Linked DNA regions of Homo sapiens: region 1 is linked to region 2. A link is an interaction called in ENCODE POLR2A ChIA-PET data of the cell type or tissue named here. Cell type or tissue: B cell. All regions are shown on one strand.

Region 1 (8,000 bases), 100 kb after region 2:
TATTTCTGACAAGTAAACTGGAAAATCCCCTGGGTCATTCCTTTGGTGTCTGGTGGGGCAACTTCCTTGGTCTTTAGGTCCTTTTCTGTCCCTTTCGTTTATGATTTCAAGGGAGTCTGTCGCACACGGCACATATTTGGCTGCACGGGGCCCGTGCTAAACCCCAGCGTGCTGTGCTGCCTGTGCGTGGGCATTTCTGGTCTGTCATTTATTTCCCTTGGGATTTTGCCAAAGTGGGCTTTCCTTGGAAACTTTGTAAGAGCTGGGCTTATGCGTTTTGAGGGTTGAGGGAAGGTTCTGTGGCTGGAAAAGGAAGCAGTCACCAGTGGACACACAGGTCCTCCCTCCCCCGCACAAGTGCAAACAAACCATCTTTGAAGCTGATCCCGCCCCTGCCCTGGGGTCCAGGGAAGCCCCCGGCTCTGAGTTATCGTTTCCTGCACCTTGGCCAGTGATCCCAGCGTCGCGTCTGGGCATTCCACCCCGCTCCCTCATGGGGCATCTGTGCTTTATCTCAGCCCTTCCCGCCTGCATTCCTGCACACAGACGCCGGCTGGCTTGGCCCCGTTTGTTCTTGGAACACCAAGGCGCTCCTTCTGCTTTCTCCACTCCGAGTACTTGAGACGTTTTCAAGAAGTCTCTTTGGAAAAGCAAAATAAGTAATATTCCAGGGCCCAAGGCATGCACTCCCCTGAGCCCCGTGTTTCTCCACCCACCCCAATTCAGGCACTTTCTTACAGCTCTTCAGAAACATATGGTTCATACACCGTCACTTGCGTTCTCTCTGCTGTCATCCCCCTTCCGTGACTAGTCCCTTGTTCTAAGGCCCCAAATTGTACCTGGGGAACACCAGCAGCTCCTAGCAGTAGCTGCTTCTGGGACCTCATTCTTCCCTACCTTTCTCCCCTATTCCTCTGTCCTCCCCAACCCTCCCTGTCCTTAACCCTTCCTTCTTCCCTCTCTCCCTTCCTCTGTGTCCTTGACCCTTGACTTCTCTGTCCTTGACCCTCCTTCCCTCTCACCCACTAGTATTTTCTGGCTGTCTACTCTGTGCTGGACACTGTTCTGGGACTTAGGGATCCACTAAGTGAACAAATGAAATGAAATCTTTGCTCTCACGGTGATTGTTTAGTAGGTAAGCGAGACAGACATTAGCATGGAAGGCAGTAAGTAAGCAAGCGAAATTCAGACAGCAATGAAAGCCACAGGGAAAATTCCACGGGGTTAGGAGCGAGAGGGTGGCTGCCTGGTTTGGGGGTGAGGTTGGCCCCTGCAGATGAGTGTACAGAAAGGCCACTCTGAAGAGGCGGCCTTTGGGGATGGACGCAGACCTGGGGAGGTCTGAGGGAAGAGTGTTTCAGGGAGAGGGAACGCAGGTGGCGGAGGCCGTGAACTCGGAGACGTGGGCTTGCTCCCGCAGGCTTTCAGCAGCAGTGCAGCGTGGTTTGATTTACTGTTTGAGAAGATCACTCTGGCTGCCTTTGCGAAATGGACTATAGGGAGTCAAGGGTTGAAAAAAGGGGGATGTGTGAATTGAAAACGAATCCCGTGACAGGAGCATGATGGAAGGCGGTGCATTTCACAGGGAGTGTGCCCCGCAGGCCCTGTCATGAGCGCGGTTACTTAAAATGCAACTGGAATTGCCCAAATGTGATCAATACACAGGTAATTCTCAGCTTCCCTTGCATAAAATGAGGGGCGGCTGCACTTTTTACCACTCAGGACGCAAGCAAGCGGGAGAGGCGCTGGGGAAAGTGGACTCAGAGGTGACTTTTACTAGCGCTCTGTGGTGCATTCTAGGAGCTGTGCTGACTCCACAGCTGAACTGGGGGTGCAGAGGTCATCGGGCCATCTCACCACCAAACCCACCACAGGTTTTGAAGTAGAGAGCTTACTACAGCTGCCCAGAGACTCAGCCACAGATGAGAGAACATGGGGGCAGGGGTGTGGCCTGGGACTCAAAGGAGATGTTTTACCCCGTTCTGGAAACGTCCAGAAAAGAAAGGATGTGGTCTCGGTGATGGCTGCAGCCCCTGCAGTGACTTGTGAGGATAGCAGCTTGTGTGTGTGAGAGAGAGTATATTGATGTGTGCAGGGAGGGCACAAATCAGTCTGCTTATTCTTAAATCTACTTCTGCCCTGTTCTTCATGTAAAGTGCTTAATTATGTGCACATTCAGAAATCAGTAGTGCATTCTGTATATTTCACAAGCGGGCCACCCACAGAATTGCCACCTGGATTATGACAGTCTTGTTGGCACCCCAGAAGCCCCCAGATGTCCCTTTCCCTTCTACAAAAGTGACCACCATCCTGCCTTCTAACTCCAGAGATTCATGTTGCCTTTTTATACAAACAAAAGTCAGATTTCATGACTCTTTTGTGTCTTGAGTGTCAGCTCCATCACTGACTCTGACCTCAGGCAAGTTACTTGCTGCCTTGTGCCTTCATGTCCCCATCTGTAGAATGAGACAGTCACAGTTCCTCCCTTCAAAGGCTGTGCTGAGGATGATGAGTTAGTGCATGTCAATAAAAGGGATCTTCCATAAATGTGATCTGCTGTTTTGTTTATGATTTTTTTTTTTTTGAGACAAAGTCTCGCTCTGTTGCCCAGGCTGGAGTGCAGTGGCATGATCTTGGCTCGCTGCAACCTCTGCCTCCTGGGTTCAAGTGATTCTTCTGCCTCAGCCTCCCAAGTAGCTGGGACTACAGGTGCCTGCCAGCACGCCTGGCTAATTTTTGTATTTTCAGTAGAGACATGGTTTCGCCATAGTGGCCAGCTGGTCTCGAACTCCTGACCTCAGGTGATCCATTCCCCTCGGCCTCCCAAAGTGCTGGGATTATAGCTGTGACCCACCATGCCCAGCCTTGTTTATGAATTTAATTGCCTTGATTTCTTGTAGGACATGGTTCAAATTTTAAAAATCTATTTGTGTAGGAGAAAAAATGGGCTACTCTGATCTTTGGAGATGGGCTTCCTCACCCTCATGCCCTGCTTCTTCCATGGGATAGATGAGTGGACGTAGCCCCAGAGCACTGCCCAAGGCTCCCTCCCCCCGCTTCCTCCAGGGGACCTCAGGATGTGTATCTGCATGAGGGAGATGATGTCCTCGCCGGGGGCTGCTGAGAACTCCAGTGAGTGTATCCCCTGCCATGGCTCCCTGGAGGAGTGTGGACCAGTGGCCCAGGTTTTGCCAGTTGTGCCTCTGGCAGAGGGGCCATGGATGTGCTTTGAAAAGGCTCTACGCAGAAGCTGGGTGCACCAATGCGTGAGAAACAGGCGGGGGAGGAATGAACAGAGAGACCCACCCTCCAAAGCTCAGGAAGCAGGGAAAGGAACCCAGCGATGGAAAAGTGTTTTGTAACTGGCCTGCTTTGTTCAGCAGTTCAGGGATCTTTCACTAGGGCCCCTCAGTGCCCACGGCAAGCCTGGGACAAAGCGGCTCCTGTGTGGGGAGGCGTGCAAAGCCCACGCGGAGCCTGGTCACCGCAGAGCCCTGCCGTGAGCCCGGCAGCCACGATGACCCCGGCAGGGCTGGGCCTCCTGGTGCCGACAGAGGGTGAGACACAGGGAGTCTCTGTGCTGATGAGAACTGAGCCAGGCAGTTGCCCAGCCAAGTGGCCCAGAGGCTGTGGGCACCTGGAGAGCCCGGTCTGAGTATCTCAGCGTAGGCCTTGCTGGTACACCAGTAACCACCAGAAACCGCCAGCAGCAGGTTTAACTCACATGGCCACCTGGAGCCGACACCAATAAAAGGCCAGGCCCCCGTTGGGAGGGCTTTTGCCAGCGTCCTTTTTTTGCCTTCATTTAAAAATGTATCTTTATATAGGTAATATGTTCCTATGTTTAGGAAAAATATATAAAAAAGACATCCAGCAGAAGATGTCTTCCCCCTTCTGGTCTGCTCTCTAATACTGGTTTTTCTCTAGCCTCCTAGAACATTATTTCTCAACCTTTGTTTCATTATTACCAACCCCCCACCCCCAGCCAGGAGCCTTTTAAGACAATTTTTTTCCTAATCTCCATGCCATGAAATGTCAGTGCTATAGACACACAATGTGTCTGTTCATGTACCATAGCCCTTTGCAGGGCCACAAAGCATTGTCATATGGAAGATTTTTTTCAACACCCCTCCCGCAGAGAACCAATTTTTACCCCCGTGGAAGCAACGTCATCCACCTTGAGGATGAATGCTTTAGGGTTTTTTTTTTTTTAATGTAATCCCGAGCATATGCAAATACACATGTATTCTTATTTTCCCCTTTTCTACAAAAGGTGGTAAAACGTACACACAGGTCCCCCATGGGTGGAAACTTCCGTATCACTTGCTGTTACCCACAGTGCTGACGATTTGTCCTGTACCTGTCATTTGGTCAATGGGGACCCATTCTCAGGAATTGGATGGTTGGTCTGAAGGCCCAGCCTCAGTTCTAGGATTTGTCTGGCAAAGAGTTGCTGTGGTTGTCCTGCCTGGCTCTCAGTCTGGCCTCATCACTGCCCTCTTTTGTAACTTTGGCCAAGTCACTTATAATGGTGCCCGACTCTCTGGGTTACCGTAAGAATGAAAATGGGGGCGTCCTGTAAAGCTCTTTGCCCAGTACCAGACGCGCACGGTGAGGGTTCAGTAGTTGCTGATCACTCTTCTTCCCCTAACCGCAGTGACATTTTCCTCCTCCTCCTCTTCCTTGTCAGTTGTGAGCTATAGGGGCAGGGGCAGAGCTAGGCTCTGACGAAGAGCCAGGAGGCTGACTCTTGGCCTGAATTCTCAAGTATGTTGTCAGGCTACCTCTGTAAATTCAGCAAAGGTTCAGCAAAGGATAGTTTGAGTCTTGAAAATGTCAAAGTCCAGAAAACTGTGGTTGCCTACAGAGGAGCCCACAGAATCTGCAAGAGTTGCTGTTGGAAGATCATTGAATTGAGCTGGTAGCCGTTCTCTGTCCCTCTCCTGGGTGCCTAAACGATATGCAGGTATCTGTCCCTGGGGCATCTCTCGTTTCCCTCTCTTGTTTCCCCTCCCTTTCTAAGAATGTCAGATTTCAAGCTGTGCCACTTAGCTGTCCTTTCATCCCGAATGATGTGGACTCTGCATTTCTGGCTTATGTAAGAGAGCTACGTTCCAGCCGACTCCAGACCCAGAAACGCTCAGTGATCTTTTTGAAATTCTGCAAAGCAAGTGTTTCCAAAGGAATGTGCACTTGCATTTGGAGGTCAGAAGCCACCAAACCACAAGAAAGTCCCTTCCCAGACTTGCTGTCCACGCAGCCCTCATTCCAGAGCAGCATCTTTCCTACCAAAAGCAGACAGCTCCTAAAAAAGAGGACCAAGTGAGAGGCAGCATCCAGTGTCATTCGTGGGCTCCCAGTCATCTGCTGGAACCAGCACTTTTAATTGTTCTGAATTGTTTATGCTACATTTAATTTCCAAATGAGGCTATTCTCTTGTGGTAACAGGTGAATATCCTTGTGAAAGAGTGAGGTGCTCCTTTAAGCAAGATTTATGGGTAGGTCAGCATCATAACCAATTTTAAAGGCCCTCCTTTGTAGTTTCATTCTTACTAGAACACAGGGCAGAAGGGCTAAGACTCACTTCCCTGCTCTGTGGGTGTGCTATGCTGGATGTACCATGCCAGCTACCTCACTCATTTCAGGATGATGCCGCCACTCAGGTGATGGTTTTCAGCAGCATAACTTGTGGGGCTGGAAACTGCAATGGATTTTCCCTGATTCCAGCCACAACCCAAGATAATCCTTTTTTTTTTTTTTTTTTTTTTTTGAGAGAGGGTCTCTCACTCTGTCACCCAGGCTGCAGTGCAGTGGTGCCCCCATAGCTCACTGCAGCCTTAACCTCCCAGGCTCAAGCAATCTGCCTGCCTCAGTCTTCTCAGTAGCTGGGACTATAGGCACATGCCACCATGCCTGGCTCAACTTTTTATTTTTTATAGAGACACAGGGTCTTGCTATGTTGCCCAGTCTGGTCTCGAACTCCTGGGCTCAAGTGATCCTCTCGCCTCAGCCTCCCAAAAAGCTGGGATTATAAGCGTGAGCCACTGTGCCCAGCCAGAATATCATAATGTTAAAAAATCTACATAACTTTCTAATATCAGCGCTAGCTGTAGTCTGTTTCTCTCTAGAAATGTAGAACTTGAAAAAGAATTTGGTTACTTTAGTCTATGAATTGGGTGGCAGTTACTCAACTCATTTCATACACTAGATTATTCTCTGTGCTCCTTCCCTTCCCACCCTTGATAAACCCATTTTGGATCAAGGGCAAAGCTTTGTTTTCCCAGGGGAAAACCCACAAAGAACAAATGAAAGCCCCCTGCCCTGAAGTAGCTGTGGTTGCCAGTCATTCCTAGACTTGAGATTTGGGTGTGTTTTGGTGTGTGCTGCCTTCAAGTAACATTCTGGACTCTCTTTTTGCTCTGAACCAGTTCAACTTTGTTTTAGCACCAATTTTCCTTTAGTTTCCACCCTTTCAGAAAAAAAAAAAAAAAAGAGGGGTTTTCTTCCTGGGGAATGATGAAACCATTTATTTGGCTCTTCTCTGCTGCATTTTTGACACCTCTTTAATTTTTTATGGATCCAGGGATCTGGTCAAGTTGTGCCTGTGAATAGACGCAGGGCTGGGGCCTGTTTTGCCCATCCAGAGTGTCAAGAATCTTTCTCTAGATGAAGTCAAAGACAAACTGAGGGCTGAATTTGAAGGAGTCCGTTCTGGTCCTCAGCAACAAATTCTGCTGCTCTCAGGTTTGGGGATGACATCTGTCTCATCCCTTTAAACAGTCATAAAATCAGATCTCTGGCAAGGCAGCCGAAGTGGATTCTCTGGTCATTTTATGATGAGCCTTGAGCACCCCAACTTGGTTTTATGGCAGGACTGTCTGTTGCGAGCAGTTTGGACTTAAGTCCCAGGCTGTCTGCAAACCAACAAATAGGTTTCATCTGAAGCCTGTTAGTTCCACTATCCCAGGAAAGCTGAAAGGACACTCCCTCGTTGTTAATTTCCAAAACTCTGGGCAAAGTAGAGGTTCTGTTGCATAAGCTGATGACGTGGAGGACGCCTTTGAAATGTTCCGCAGCCGGTTCTTATAGATTTCTGGAAGTTGATGGTGTCTTTTGAATTCTCAGCTTTATTAAATGCCCAAAAAAGAATTGACCCAAACTTGATGAAAGCACCCTCTCCCCAACTGGATTGAGTTGTGGTCTGCTTCAGCACTTGGAAAAGGAGCGGCCAACTGGTGCTCCATGGGCTGCATTTCGCCCGCAGATATTTTGTTTGGCCCACACGGTATTTGAAAAAATATTTTGATTAGATGCCAGTGTTGAAAAACCGGGGATTGCACATAAAAATAGGGATTTCTGACTTTGCTTAGAAAATCCAAGGATCTAGCCACCTTGGGCCCCACCTCCTGCATGGCAGCTACTGGGAGTCAAAACCAAGGCTGGCCCTGAGCAGAGGCTACTTCCTTTAGTTGGAACATCCACTTGCTCTGTCCACAGCCCCCGCCATTCCCTTTTGTCTTCCGACGATAGGTGGATTGTCCATTGTTATTTATCTTCACACTTGTTTTGTTGTTCCTCTTAGACTTCACCGATTTCACTCATTCAGGGTTCCTATCTGGACCCATTAGGCGTTTGAATTGTGCCCCCATTACGGAAGTGCCACACATATCCAAGGCTCATTAATCCAGGACCTGCATCCGGCCGGGGCCTTCGAAAGTGTTCCCTCCCTCTACCTTCCTTCCCCTCCTTGTGGCTGGGGAAGATTTTTAAATGGGGGTAAGATTTTAAAACTTTTAATTAAATATTTTGAACATATGTAACTATAGCATAGTACAAGGTACCCCTACATACCCACCACGAGGCTTCAGCTGTTATCAATGCATGGCCAATCTGATTTCTTCTACACCTTCATCCTGTTATATTCATTACCTGGTAATTTTGTTTTGGGGGTTTGTTGTTATTAGTTTTTTTTGTTTTTTTTTTTTTTTAAGACATAGGGT
Region 2 (8,000 bases):
GAAGGTCAGCAGGATCTGAGGTAAAAAGAGAATTCCTAAAGTGCTGACCAACCCATTTTATTTTTATAAAAATGTCTTCCTTTTTTTCGTAATGCTTTCGAAGGGGTTGGGGACTAGTGCGTTCAAGTTGTTGTAAAATAGACTAACTATAGCAGGGAAAGGGCAGAATTGTCACCGAAAAGATTGTTCTTTCAATAATAATCCAGTAGGCCCCATTTACTGGGTATTGATTCTGTGTGTCTTGGGCTTTGCATAGGTTAGGGAAACCGACAGGCTTGTATCATCACCAGTGTCATCACCCCGTGTCACACATGAGGACATGGAGTTTCCCCAAGTCTCACAGCCGGGGGTGGGAGTGGATCTGGAGTCCCCTAACCCCGTGCTACCCTCTGTTGACTGAGACCTGGATCTCAGCGTAGAGCTCTTGCTTGGTGGGGCAAAGAGGAGGGCTGAACTGGCCTCCCCAGCAATCTTGTCCTGTAGTTTTTGGGAGTGGCCAGAGATTTCTCCACATATTCACAGGGCCTACCTATTGGGTAAGCACCCAGGAACTTGATGAAAGGAGGGGTGATAAGAATGAGAACTTTCAGGTGTCTGCCACAGAGATGAGCGTCACCTGCCAGGGCTGAGAGTGAGAAGATGTCTCATTTCTGAATCAGTTCAGGTTGAGGGCGTGAGTCATGAGTTGATGCTTCCAGCAGTCTTTGGGCCTCTGCTGTGCGCAGGCCTCCTGTGCCATGCTGGGGCTCTAAAGCCAGGAGCCGTGGTTCTCAGCTGGGGGCGAGCCTGCCTGGCAGGAGATGTTTGGCGATGCCTGGAGACATTTTTGGTTGCCACAACGGGGAGAGGGACAGGGCAGCTGCTATTGGCATCCAGTGGGTAGGTGGCTGTGAGGATCAAGTAATTTACTACATGTAATGTGCTTATAACAATGCCTAGCATGTAAGTTCTCAATATATTTTAGCTGCTTTTTCTGCATTATAATCATCTTCATAATAATTATTGATGTAAGACTCCTATCTGCCTCTAAGAACCTCAGAGTCTAGAGGGTAGACAGACGAGTGAATCCATAGATAGACTTCAATGTGGGACTCTGTGGGACCTGGGAGTGTAGAAGAGCTGCCTGATCCAGCCTGGGGAAACAGGGAGGGCCTCCAGGAGGGGGTGGCTCAGGTCAAGTCATGATGGATAAATAGTGGCTTGTTAGGAGATGTAAGGTCGGGAGGTATGGAAGGGAGTTCTGGGTAAGGGGAACAGCATGTGCGTGACATGGAGGTACAGAGGCCCTTGAGCAGCAACCTCTGAATCCCCCATCCCTGCTTCTATCTTCTTCCTCCCTTTGGTACTGATGCTTCGTATGCAGGCCAGGTACCTCCCATGGTAGGTGAAATGGATTTTAGGTGGTCCACCAGTGAGGACGTTGTATGTGCTAAGAACTATTTTTCAGCGCTATTTTCTCTTTGAACTAGTCAGAAGGAGTGGAGTTTCAGGCCAGGCATGGTGGCTAATGCCTGTAATCCCAGCACTTTGGCAGGCCGAGGTGGGCAGATCACTTGAGGTCAGGAGTTCGAGACTAGCCTGACCAACATGGTGAAACCCTGTCTCTACTGAAAACACAAAAAAATTAGCCGGGCATGGTAGTGGTCACCTGTAATCCCAGCTACTCAGGAGGCTGAGGCAGGAGAATCGCTTGAACCCGGGAGGCGGAGGTTGCAGTGAGTCGAGATCGCACCACTGTACTCCAGCCTGGCAACAGAGCAAGACTCTGTCTCAAAAAACAAAAAACAAACAAACAAAAAAGGAGTAGCGCTTCAGTGAGGTACTGCTGTACCATTGACACCTTTCTTTCTAACACTGGCTCCTCCCTTTCCCTGTTCCTAGGTCTTGACTTTCTGGGGTCTTGGAAATGTTCCATATTTTGATTATGTTGGTGGTAGCAAGAATGTATGACATTTGGCAAAACTCGTCAAACTCTATACTCAAAACACTGACATCTGTGTATATGAGTTATACCGCAGAAGCATTGGCGGGGGCGGGGCTGTATAAAGCCTCAGACTCAGAGCCTTTGCCCAGCCACTGTGTCTTGCTTGAATTTAGTAAGTTTTATTTTTATTGTATTTTTACCCTACCTTCTATTTATGGAGGTGACATTGATTTTCCATCTGCAGTAGTGGTGTAAAGTTTCCTTTTAAAATAAAAAAAAAATAAGTGAGTGAATTTAAATACTAGAAGTATTAAGTAAATACTTTTTGGTGGCACATGGATAGAGCAAAGATCGTGCAAGTGGTTAAAAAAAAAGCAAGCTTTTTGGAAATCCTCCTGAGAACATTTGGTGGTTCTGAGATGAAACTAACTTCACCCAGTGCCGTGCGGGCATCGTGATGACTGTAAGAAAGCCGCCTGTGAGCGTGGCAGTTGTTTAAGGAGAAATAGTGACGAATCTCAGCCACTGACTTAGAGAAATATTTTAATGATGTGCTATTTGTGAAATTTACTGTCAAATACCCAGGGGACTGAGAATTAAATGATTATTAATTATCTTCATATTCCCTGCTTGCTGGTAAACATTTAAAGTCTTGTCAAGAGGAAAAAAAAAAAACTGCCGCTTGGATTAATGAAAACCAATGTAAATGCTTTAAATACTTTTGCTCAGCACACTGGAGCTTTCTGTTTTTCAGAGCTCCTAGGGAGTGTGAGTGATGTGTGTTTTCAGGACTGCGTTTCTGTGGACTGTGCACATCAGCCCCAAGGGTGTGTTTCTGATAAGATACAGTGCAGTTCTTCTGATACGGCCGGAATTTTTGCTAAGAAACTTTTTGTGTTTTGTTTTTCTGGTTCGAAGGGCAGTGAATTCTCAGAATGTTGTCGGCCATGGGTTTGACATTCCTCTTTTCCTAGATTAAAACTCTGTGCTCTGTTACCTTCTAGGAAGGCGTGTGTGTGTGTATGTGCGAATTCAAATACACATTTACATTAAACTACAGCCTCACAAGAACTCCAGGCCTTACAGATGCTAGCTAGAAAAATCAAAGGATTTCAGAGCCAGAAGCCACCAAGGAAACTGATTCAGTTTAATGCTGTTCAGTTATAAATGAGAAGGTGTTGAGGCCTCCAGTGGGTGGGGGACTTTTCCAAAGTCACGCTGCTACTTAGTGGCGGAGCAGGACTGCACTCTTCATTTCCTGCTTCGTAAAACAGGGTTTCATTACTGTATATCATGCTATGTCACCTACCACCTATGAAATAAAATTAAAAATGTTTCTTTTGGGAGTTACATTTATTTTCTTACACAATTACACAAATCAAAGGAAGTCTCCTTTCTGCCATGCCACTGTCCTCCCATTCCTTAGTTCCCCTCCCTGGAGGATGTCACTATTACTTGTGACTTCCAGAGAAAGCCTGTGCATCCTTCAGCTGTGCGTGTACATCTGTCTGTGTGTGTACATATGTGTGTGTACATCTGTCTGTGCGTGTACATCTGTACATCTGTGTATATATGTGCAGGTGTAATCTGTATACATCTGTGTGTACATCTGTCTGTGTACATTGTGTGTACATCTCTCTGTGTTTGTGTACATCCTCTCACTTTTTATGCTGTGCACACTATACAGCTTGCTTTTCTCTAATACTAAATCTCAGTGGTCATTCCATGTCAATGCATAAAGAACTTCTTCAGGCCTTTTTGTAGCTATACTGTATCCCATCATATGAATGAGCCAGAATTAATTCATCCCCAATAGATGGGCTTTGGGTTGCTTCCAGTCTTTTGGGATTACAGTCAGGGTTGTAGTAATGAATCTTAAGCATACACAGGTCATTTTGCACAGGTGAGAGTATATCTGCAGGAAGAATTTTTTTTTTTTTTTTTTTTTGGGACAGGTTCTCATCCTGTCACCCAAGCTGGGAGGTGGTGGTACGATCATGGCTCACTACAGCCTTGATCCTCCCACCTCAGCTTCTCCAGTGGCTGGGACTACAGGTAGGTGCCACCATGCCCAGCTAATGAAAAAAAAATTTTTGTTTTAGAGATGGGGTCTCTACGTTGCCCAGGCTGGTCTTAAACTCCTGACCTCAAGCAATCTTCCTACCTCTGTCTCCCAAACGGTTGGGATTCCAGGTGTGAGCCACCATGACTGGCCCAGGATGAATTTCTAAAAGTAGCATTGCTTGGTTCCGAGGGCACATGTGGTTCCGGGGGCACGTGTGTTTGGAATTTTCATGGATATTACAAAATGACCCTCTCTAGAGTTATAGCCTTCTATCTTTTGGTTTGGATATTAGCATCTTTGAGTAATAGTTTATTCCAGGTAGACTTTTCTGAACTTGCCTCATTCATTCAGCCAACACATCCTTTCTGAGGGCCTGTTTAGTGGCAGGACCATTCCAAGTGCTTAGGGGCATGGCGGAGCAAGAGTCCTCATGGCATTTGCTGATTGGTGGGGGTGGATCTCGAGGTCGAGGGAAGGGCAGACTGGAGGTCGAGGGAAACGGAGCACTCCACAGTTCCTCAGTCGTTATGGTGAGATGTGCACAGAACACAGCAGGGGCCTGTGAGTGGGGCCTGAGCTAGTCAAGTGGTCAGGGGTCCTTCTAGAAGCATGCAGTACTTAAGCCCAGCTCATGGGCATGAATGGGCTTTAGTCCTGTGGAGAAGGGGGCCTGGCAGTGGGTAGGGGAGGAGCTGTTGAGGCAGGGGGAGCAGCAAGTACCAAGGTCCCGGGGCAGGAAGGAGCTTGATGCTTTTAAAAACTCCCCTTTGCCAGACACGGTTGTTCTCGTCTGTAATCACAACACTTTGGGAGGCTGAGGTGGGAGGATCACTTGAGCTCAGGAGTTGGAGACTAGCCTGGGCAACATAGTGAGACCTCCTGTCTACTAAAAATAAAAAAAAATTAGCTGAGCCCGGTGGTGTGCACTGGTAGTCCCAGCTACTTGGGAGGCTGAGGTGGGAGGATTGCTTGAGCCTGGGAGGTGGAGGCTGCAGTGAGCTATTATTGCGCCACAGCACTTCAACCTGGGCAGCTGAGTAAGACCTCAAAAACAAAACAAAAATCACCACACTCCCCTTTGGCTGGAGTTCAGAGAGAGGGAGGGGAGAGAGTGAATGCAGGCGAGGGTAGATGCACAGGCAGGGCCCAGCCAGGCTGCCTGGCGGGGGTCATTTATTTTTACCTAAGAGCTGTGGGGAGCCATTTTGGAAGTAGGGGTACCATATGGACCCTAAGAGATCAGCTTGGCTAAACTGGACAGTATTTCCTCTAGGATAGCCCAGAAAGGGAACAAGGAGGCTGAGGCTCACTGGGGTGGCCACCTGGGGTCCCCCAAAGCAGGAAGAGGGCTTGTTTCTGGCTGGCAGGCCCCGGACATGGTTCTTATATTTACTTATTCTCTCAGCCACTCGGCAAATGTTTATGGGGGCTTGCAAGTGCCAGGCCCTGTGGTAGGTGCTTGGCAGACAATGCTGGGCCACAGTGACACGGGCCCAACACTGACGGAGCTCTGGGTCGAGTGTGGGGTTGTAAAATTCTCTAAAGGGCCAAGGAGTAAATATTTCAGGCTTTGGGGGCCATTCGGTTCCCAGACTACCAACTCTGCTGTTGTAGTATAGGAGCAAGCTGTAGCTTGCTTTGTTCACCCTGTGTCAATAAATAGGCTGGCTGTGTTGTCATAAAACTATTTACAAACACAACCCATGGGCCGCATTTGGCCCATGGGCTGTGGTTTGCCTGCACCTGGTTTGGCAGAATGAGATTCCCTAAACAGATACCTGGTGCGACGGGAGCTGTTAGCAGGCGTCAGTGGAGAAAAGATGGCAGGGAAAAGGGAAGGAGGGGATCTTTTTGATGGGTCGATCTCAGGAGGTGCGGGCTGAGCAGATGCAGGAAGGAACCAGGGGAAGTGGGAGGATCTCGCGGGGAGGGTTTCCAGGCAGAGGGAACCCAAGGCGTCTGAGGCAGGAGCTGCTTAAGTACGGCGAAGAGGTTGGAGGGGTTGTTGCTGACTCAGCTTGGGGAGAAGTGGGGAGTGGTGGGGGTGGGTGGCAGGCCGGGGCACATGCTGCGTTAGTGACTTTAGGTTCCATCTAAAGTGTCCAGAAGCCTTTATAGTAGGTTTTGAGAATGGACATTTTAAAGGCTGCTGCGTGACAAACAGACTGACAGAGCCACAGAGGAAGTGGGGAGGCCAGGGAGGAGATGACTGCAGTAGTCCCCATGGGAGAGGACGGCGGCTTGGACCAGGGTGGATGCGATGGAATGGGGAGACCTGGGAATCTAGTTTCTGTTCTGACAGTGGAGCAGTCAGGGCTGATGATGGATCAGATGTGAGGCATCAGAGTAAGGAGTCCAGGCCGCCCCATGAGCTGGCGGGGAGGTTGGAGGAGCCTCTGATGAGGTGGGGGGCCTTGGAGGTGGAGTTGCTGTGAGGGGTGGGTGGGTGGCACTAACTCCGTGGGAATTTCCCAAGCAGCCCCACGTGCCTGGACCTGTACAGGATGCAGTGAGGCAGGGTGTCTGCTAGAAGAGGGTCAGGCTGAGAATTAAATGACAGTGTGAGGTGATGGGTGGCAGTGTCCTTGGGTGGCTGACATAGAACATTCTACTTGAACAGCATTCTGCAGCGGTAGGGCCTTTCGAGGTGGCAGCAGGAGCCCGGGCTAGGCAGCCGCTAAAAGAGGAAGTTAGGTCATTTTGCAGTCATTGGTTTTATCTTTATTTTAGTGTATTTTATTTTATTTTTGAGACAGAGTCTCACTCTATCACCCAGGCCGGCATGCAGTGGCACAGTCTTGGCTCATTGAAACCTCCGCCTCCTGGTTTTAAGCGATTCTTGTGCCTCAGCCTCCTGAGTAGCTGGGATTACAGGCCTGTGCCACCACGCCTGGCTAATTTTTGTATTTTTAGTAGAGATGGGGTTTCACCATGTTGGCCGGGCTGGTCTCAAACTCCTGACCGCAAGTGATCTGCCCGCCTCAGCCTCCCGAAGTGCCGGGATTCCAGGTGTGAGCCACCACGCCCGGCCTGCATCCATTGGGTCTAATAGTTTGGGTGTCAGGTAACCTCTGTAGCAGTGACCCTGCCTGTTGGGGGGCAAGTGGCTTGCCTGTGGTATTTTTAAGCCTGCTAATTCCGTATCTTTCGGTGGGCCTTTTCCCCGCTCTGGGCCTCAGTTTCCTCATTTGTAAAATGACACAGATGAGACATGAGTCAGGAGCCCTGGATCTGAATGAAGCCACTTCTTGTACTTGGTGTGAAATCTGGGATTGAAGCCCAGGGCACTGTGGGCTGCAGAGTCTGCGCAGCCTCCCTCTGTGTCCTGCGTCCACGTCATGTGTGTAGAGTGCTGCCATAGGCCCTAGATAGGTGCTTTTCAAACTAGGGGTCATGACCTACCGCGCAGACGGGTTAGGGGATCCGTCTAATGGGTCGTGACCAGCGTTGAAGCAAAATCACTCAGGCAGGAGGGAGGGTCTGAGGGTGTCATGTAGCAGGGGTAAGTATTGACTCGAGAGGCTTTTGTTTCAGTTGTGGGTGTATATGGTGGCGTGAATGGGGTTGTGAGATAAAGTGCACTTCTCCGAAGGGTTTCATTTAAAGCCAAGTTTCGAGGCCCTTAGCCCAGGGGTCTTCCAGAACTCATTCTGCTTCGACCTGTCTTCTCCAGGGACCTGGGACAAAGTGGCCTCAGTTTTCTTCTGGTGAGGGACGGAGCTTCTAGCTTGGGGTTTGGCATGGTGGGAATTTGAAAAAAATAAACGACGTGAGACGAAATCCAGCCTGTGATTGCTCTGCACCGGGAGTTCTGTTTTTGAGGCTTAAAAAGAACCCCCTTCCCCCTTCTCTTTCCAGAAGAGCCGAATGCACATAAGGTCGCCAGCCCACCCTCCGGACCCGCATACCCCGATGATGTCCTGGACTATGGCCTCAAGCCATACAGCCCCCTTGCTAGTCTCTCTGGCGAGCCCCCCGGCCGATTCGGAGAGCCGGATAGGGTAGGGCCGC

Evidence for each region. Peaks named below come from ENCODE experiments on the same cell type or tissue, not always from the same donor. Only the 100,000 strongest peaks of a DNase experiment are listed, where the experiment ranks them.
Region 1: POLR2A ChIA-PET joins it to region 2 with 12 read pairs; 8 of 35 experiments call an interaction of 5 or more read pairs at or near these places.

The regions. Positions count from the first base shown.
Region 1 is chr20:51,421,062-51,429,061 of GRCh38, reverse strand. All of the region lies in intron 9 of NFATC2 (nuclear factor of activated T cells 2), which reads left to right. Among named protein-coding and RNA genes, the nearest start is that of MIR3194, 28 kb to the left of the region's middle. RefSeq lists enhancers at 3,428-3,477, 3,470-4,062, 4,949-5,781. In B cell, no CTCF peak of the experiment used is centred here; DNase peaks (open chromatin) are centred at 3,618, 4,221 and 5,536; H3K27ac peaks cover 3,554 bases.
Region 2 is chr20:51,523,958-51,531,957 of GRCh38, reverse strand. It overlaps NFATC2 (nuclear factor of activated T cells 2), which reads left to right. Exons shown (of 11, transcript NM_012340.5): 2 at 7,848-8,000. Among named protein-coding and RNA genes, the nearest start is that of NFATC2, 15 kb to the left of the region's middle. RefSeq lists enhancers at 488-657, 698-747. In B cell, no CTCF peak of the experiment used is centred here; DNase peaks (open chromatin) are centred at 487, 3,137, 5,867, 6,517 and 3 weaker places; H3K4me3 peaks cover 2,229 bases; H3K27ac peaks cover 5,327 bases.